Linked DNA regions of Homo sapiens: region 1 is linked to region 2. Evidence: chromatin contacts called from ENCODE Hi-C or POLR2A ChIA-PET data. All regions are on one chromosome and are shown on one strand. The core of a region is the stretch at or near the end of the contact, and the rest is flanking DNA. Distances in the headings are between cores, read along the strand shown.

Region 1 (2,700 bases), core at 102-2,601, 870 kb after region 2:
ACAGAGGAGGAAGATACTTACTAGGCCTGTAGGCCTGCAGGAAAGATGCCAACCAGGAGATGCCATTTGTACTATGTCTTAAAGAATAGGGGTTTGTAGCACTGAAAAGGGCAAGGAGGGAAGTCATTCCACAGACAACGGGATAGAGGCATGAAAGTAAACAGCATGTTTAGGGAACTCTAAAAAGTTAATGGCTGCAGTCTTGAGGAACATAGTGGGTGATGACTGCTGAAATAATGTGGGAGCTAGGGCCTTATATTCTCTGCTAAGGAGTTTGGGCTTTTATCCCGTAGGCAACTGGGAATACAGATATTAAGCAAGAATGTAATTTTTAGCGTGATAATTCTGGTGGTAAAGGATAGATTAGGTAGGGGTGTGTTTTGTGGCAAGGAGAGGACCTAGTAATAGTCTAGGTCTGAAGGAAGATTAACTAAGGCAGTAGGAATAGAGAGGTGAAACTGGGCTGAGATCTTCATGAGAGTGAATCACTAGGACTGGGTGAATGCCTGGGTATAAGGGTGAGGGAAAAGGAGGAATGGAGGATGATAATGTTTCAGCCTTAGGAAACCTGGTAGGTAGATGGTGATGATACTAACCAGGTTAGGGAGAATCAGCAAACAAAGGGCATATTTCTTAGGGAAAATCATGACCAAGAAAAGGGATCAATTTGAGTTACCTATGGGACATCTGGGTAAAGATGTCAAAAAGAGAGTGAGACATATGAACCTGCAGGTCAGGAGAGAGGTAGGGAGTTAAGAGTTAGAAATTCCTAAGTCGTCATCATTGAGGTAGGAGTTGAGGCCATGGGAACAGGTGCCATCACCAAGGGGGACATCGTAGAGGAAAAAAGAGAGAAGATAAAGAATGGGCAACAGGTGAACTCGTGAGATTATAAATTGTAAGGGCAAGAACTCTATGGTTTTTTATTTACACTCTATTTCTAGTACCCCTAGCACAGGGCCTGATTCATAGAATGTGCTTAATAAATACCTGTGGAACAAATGAATCAACCCAGTAAGAAACTGCATGTGTAGATGCCTTCTTGCTGCACTCAACCAAGTCCTACAAGCAAGAGATTTATTCAGAACTGGTTGGAATGCAAACATAAATAGAAAAAAGAAAATAAAGGTTTGTTAACAGAAGTTCTGTCTCCTTTGCCTGTGGGTGGCCATCTAAATTGACTGAGAGTCCTATAATTTGGAATATTGCACGGCTGAAAAAGCTAAGAGCTTTTGTACTCCAAATAACAACAGCTTCAGTGGTAGCAAGATTGGTGTCTCCTGGGCTTGTCTGGCACCTTCTGTTAAGAGTTCTCTCTAGCCTACAGAGATGAGTCAATTGGTGCAGGTCACATTATGAGTCATGTCTGAATTGCCTCAAGGCAGTGGCTGTTAAGCTAAGGGATAGGGAGAAGGGCAGAGCACACAGACAGCAGGTAAGAGACCAAAATCTTGAGTTGAAAGACTATATGGAGACAAGATCTGTGGTTAGGTTATAAAGACATAAACTTAACCAGAAGAAATTAGGCCTCGTGCCCACTGAATTTTTAAAGGAACTGTATTGCTGAAGAAACCACAAGCCTGGTTGCAACAGCCTGAGCACATTCTAGCCTGTGAGAAAATCCATGGCTCCCTGATAGGCAATGAACCTGGAAATAGCCAAGGGCCACAATATATAAGGAAGATTTTCCCAGAGTGCAAAATAAAGGTTTTACAACATGGAATAGGGAGTCCTCTCTATACCTGTTCGGCAGCATGTAGATAAGTGGTGTGAGCCAGTGGCTGTTGTGTGTTTTGCTTCTCCCCTTTCAACATGAGAGTTTTCATTGCAGTTTTCCCGCTCCTTTTTATATCACTATATAATGAGTATGTTGGGGGCAGTATCTTGCCTTTAAGCTTTAAGAGAGAACTGCCTGCTGGGCATGGTGGCTCATACCTGTAAGCCCAACACTTTGGGAGGCTGAGGTGGACGGATCACGAGTAGCTGGAGATCAGCCTGGCCAACATGATGAAACCTCGTCTCTACTAAAAAAAATACAAAAATTAACTGCACGTGGTGGCACATGCCTGTAATCCCAGCTACCTGGGAGGCTGAGGCAGGAGAACTGTTTGAATCTCGGAGGCGGAGGTTGCAGTGAGCCAAGATGGTGCCACTGCACTCCAGCCTGAGTGACAGAGCAAGACTCCGTCTCAGAAAAATAAATAAATAAATAAAGAGAGAACTGCCTGAACTTGAGCTGATGATGAGTCTGGCTAAGACCTTGGGACCATATTCCTTGGGAGGATAGTGGGTGTCTTAGATGTTTTAGTAAGAAAGATGTGTATAGATGTTGGGTAGGCAAGTAGCAGAGTCTGTCACAGGACTGAAAAGAGAATACTCACTAGATTTGGAAAGTAAGAGCACAGCGATGATCTTAATGAAAGTAATTTAAGTAGAAGTAGTGGGTGGGGATTGCAGAGAAGCCAGCTTTAGGAGCAAATGGAAATTATAGATTTTTTAAGACTTTGCTAATGAAGGGACTATACTGATCATCACTTTCCTGATTGCCCCAAAAGGCTTCTTGGTAGGGATTCATTTCTCTATTTTTATCCCCAGTAATTGTCTATGTTCAACATTTACCCCAAGTTTTGCCTATGTTCTCTCCAGAACAAAGAAAAGATGATTTCTAGAGCCTTTGCATCCTAGAAACCAAGTCTATTG
Region 2 (2,700 bases), core at 101-2,600:
AACCTCTTAAAAACCAGCCCAGGGGAAGTCTGGGTAAATCAGTTAAAGAGATGCTAAGGGGACACCGGAGAGATATTGACTGAGTCAGCCGGGAGTCATGGCTGAAAGCAGCTTGGCTTTCCCTGATGCGGTTGGAGACAGCAAAACATCCTTACTACCTGCATCCTTACTACCCCTCTGCTTCTCATCCCCTGGCTCCTGGGCTGCTGTGCAACAACAAAAGGACTGTCACACAGAAAACTGGAATGGAGAAGTTTCTGAAATAGTCATGAGCAATAAGGAAGCAATGAGGACTGATGGTCCCATCCTCCTTCCTGTGGCTCCTCTGAGGCCTCAGCCTGACTCTCCCATTCACCCATTTTTGAAATAAAGAGTTTCTGAAATAGAGACAATTTATCTAATATCCTTGACCTATTGACCAGAAACCAGAAAGGTAAGAAGTGCTATCTAGAGGTGAGAACCAGAGAGTAATCTGGTGAGGCCTTGTTGCGATGCTGACCTCCTGCATCAAAGTACACAGACTGGGAGTCAGAAGCCCTGGCTGTCACCCCAGCTCTGTGACTAAGCCTCTGAGGGACCATCACAAGGGCATCAACAGAGTAGGTACTCATTTGCCAGGTATCAGACCAGGCGATTAAGAAATACTAACTTTAATAATTTGGCAAATCAGCAATTATCTCTGATTTTCCCAGTGGAAAATAATGAAGGGGTTAACGTAGCTCATCTGTGGTCTCCTTGATTTCTGACATTCTGAGATTCTGTGATCTACGAACACAGAAACTAGCCCCAGCAGAACAATCATGCCTTCTCTTGGGCTCCATCAGCACTTGGTACTCAGTGCTAGTGTACATCAGTGACTACTTCCTGATCTGTTACATTTCCTGTGTGGGTTTGTTTCCCTGAGACCATATGCTCTTCAAGGGCAGACACTGTTTTCGTCTCCTGTGGTCCTCCTCCCAGCTCAGTACCTAGGGGAGACAGGCCTTAGAGTGGGTTGTAGATTGTCAGCAGAAACCAGGCAACACTTTGCTTGATGTTGGTGCTAGATGGCTCCTGAAACACTTGCCTTGGGTTTAAGCCCCTCCCTTTTGTTTCTATCTCCAGATGCTGATTTGCTACAACCACTCACAACCAGGCCTTCTGGCCATAAAAGGATAAAAGCCTACTAGTGGTGACCTTGCCCATCACCAAGGACTAAGAGCCAGGTAGGTTCCTCCTCAACTCTTACTCTGTGTTTCCCAACTGTCCCATGGCTCAGAGTACCCACCTCCACCTGTGCAAGCCTCTGTTCTAAGCGCCCGGCTCCTCGCGTCCACACCGACTCCCTCTCTGGCTGCTGCCACTTCGGAGTGAGAAACTGAGCTGCTGCTTCAGTTCCGTATTCAGGTTTTCGTCATTTCCTGCCACCCCATCCTCACAGCTACTTCCTGAAATTTGAGTCAGTTCCTTCTGCTTTAGACACTTAAATTTTAAAAGGATTAAATGTTTCTGTGCCTGGTCTTTTGCAAGGTTTTGACAATGGGGGTCATAGAGCAGTCATAGAAAATGCTGCTTTGACTCTGAGTTTGTAATCCAGTGAGAGAAACAAACATTCAACCAGAAAACACATTAGAGAATGCTGTAGAACAGCATTGTGTCCTAAATAGGGTGGCAGTTACATTTGAGACAGTAAAGGAATTCAGAGCATTTGGTATTGGGTGTATTCATCAAGAAAGGCTTTATGGGAAAAGTGATTTATATGTGGGTTTTGAAGCATAAGACTTAAAAAGAAACTCACCCCTATATTACCCACAGCACTTAAAAGTGGAGTTTTCATATAGATGTTCAAATAAACGTCGACCAATTGAATGCCAGAAGAGAATAACTCATGAGGGAAAAGGCAAGACATGGAAGGAGAGTTTCCTAGCTTGTTTGGGGCACTGTGGAGTCTGAGCTAACAAACTAAAGATTTGGCTCTAGAGCGTAGGAAGAATTCTGAAAGAACCAGGTGCTGGTCAGCTGATGGAAGAAGGTCTTTGTGGTATCCTGTTTTACTGCGTGTCAAGACTTGCTGCCCCTCCCTTCCCTCTTGAAGTCAGACTTACTCAGGTGACTTGTTTTGGCCAGTGACAGATACCACTTTCTGGCGGAGGCCGTAAGACCACTGCAAGCTTTGCCATGCTTTCACCACTGCCCAAGGCAACCTGCAATTCTCCATATTGGCTCCTCCAGCAGACTGGGTCCCTGAGTGAGAAAGAACACAAGTGGAGCCCCATCCACCATGTGGGGGAATTGGAGTCTTTCACTAAAAAATAGTCCTTTGTTTTGGCTACTGAGAATTTGAGGGTGTCTGTTATTGTATCTGACCTAGCCTTTCCTAATCTTGATTGTGGACTTCTTGATTTGTTCACAACGGTGCATCCTCCAAGGAGTTTAAGCAGGACTGGATGAAACTGGCCCATGATACAGGCACTTTTCTGCATTAGGAATATGAAGCCTCTGTCACTTCCAAATCTAAGGATTCTATGCCTGGGGGAGCTTTATTTATTCCTTCTACTTTATTACCTATTTATCATGGTGGTACCAAAGTTATGATAAGGAAGAGTACGTTTGTACAAGAGAAAAATCACTTGGAATCCTCATGTAGTGTCAAAATACGATTTAGACTAGATGATGTGACACACCATCCAGGTACATAGTTCTCTAGAGAAAATATAGAAA

The links. Hi-C counts contacts between places; a loop is a spot of excess contacts on that map. ChIA-PET counts read pairs that join two places held with the same protein, here RNA polymerase II (POLR2A).
Region 1: a loop to region 2 is called in a map of breast epithelium, with 7 times the contacts of the local background. The contact joins the enhancer-like site here to the promoter of HCLS1 in region 2. A Hi-C loop is called at or near these places in 1 of 168 maps with a recorded cell type or tissue (breast epithelium). POLR2A ChIA-PET finds 5 or more read pairs at or near these places in 2 of 52 experiments (GM12878 and naive thymus-derived CD4-positive, alpha-beta T cell).

What each region holds. Positions count from the first base shown.
Region 1 is chr3:122,532,685-122,535,384 of GRCh38, forward strand. The region is part of intron 10 of PARP9 (poly(ADP-ribose) polymerase family member 9); the gene reads right to left. All of the region lies in intron 4 of LOC105374071 (a long non-coding RNA gene), which reads left to right. Among named protein-coding and RNA genes, the nearest start is that of KPNA1, 19 kb to the left of the region's middle. RefSeq lists a silencer at 1,198-1,492. Within about 2 kb of position 1,352, at least 2 of the 41 ENCODE cell types and tissues checked have a DNase peak (open chromatin) inside an H3K27ac peak, as active enhancers do.
Region 2 is chr3:121,659,553-121,662,252 of GRCh38, forward strand. HCLS1 (hematopoietic cell-specific Lyn substrate 1) reads right to left here and starts at 1,351. Exons shown (of 14, transcript NM_005335.6): 1 at 1,268-1,351. RefSeq lists enhancers at 1,194-1,383, 1,574-1,623.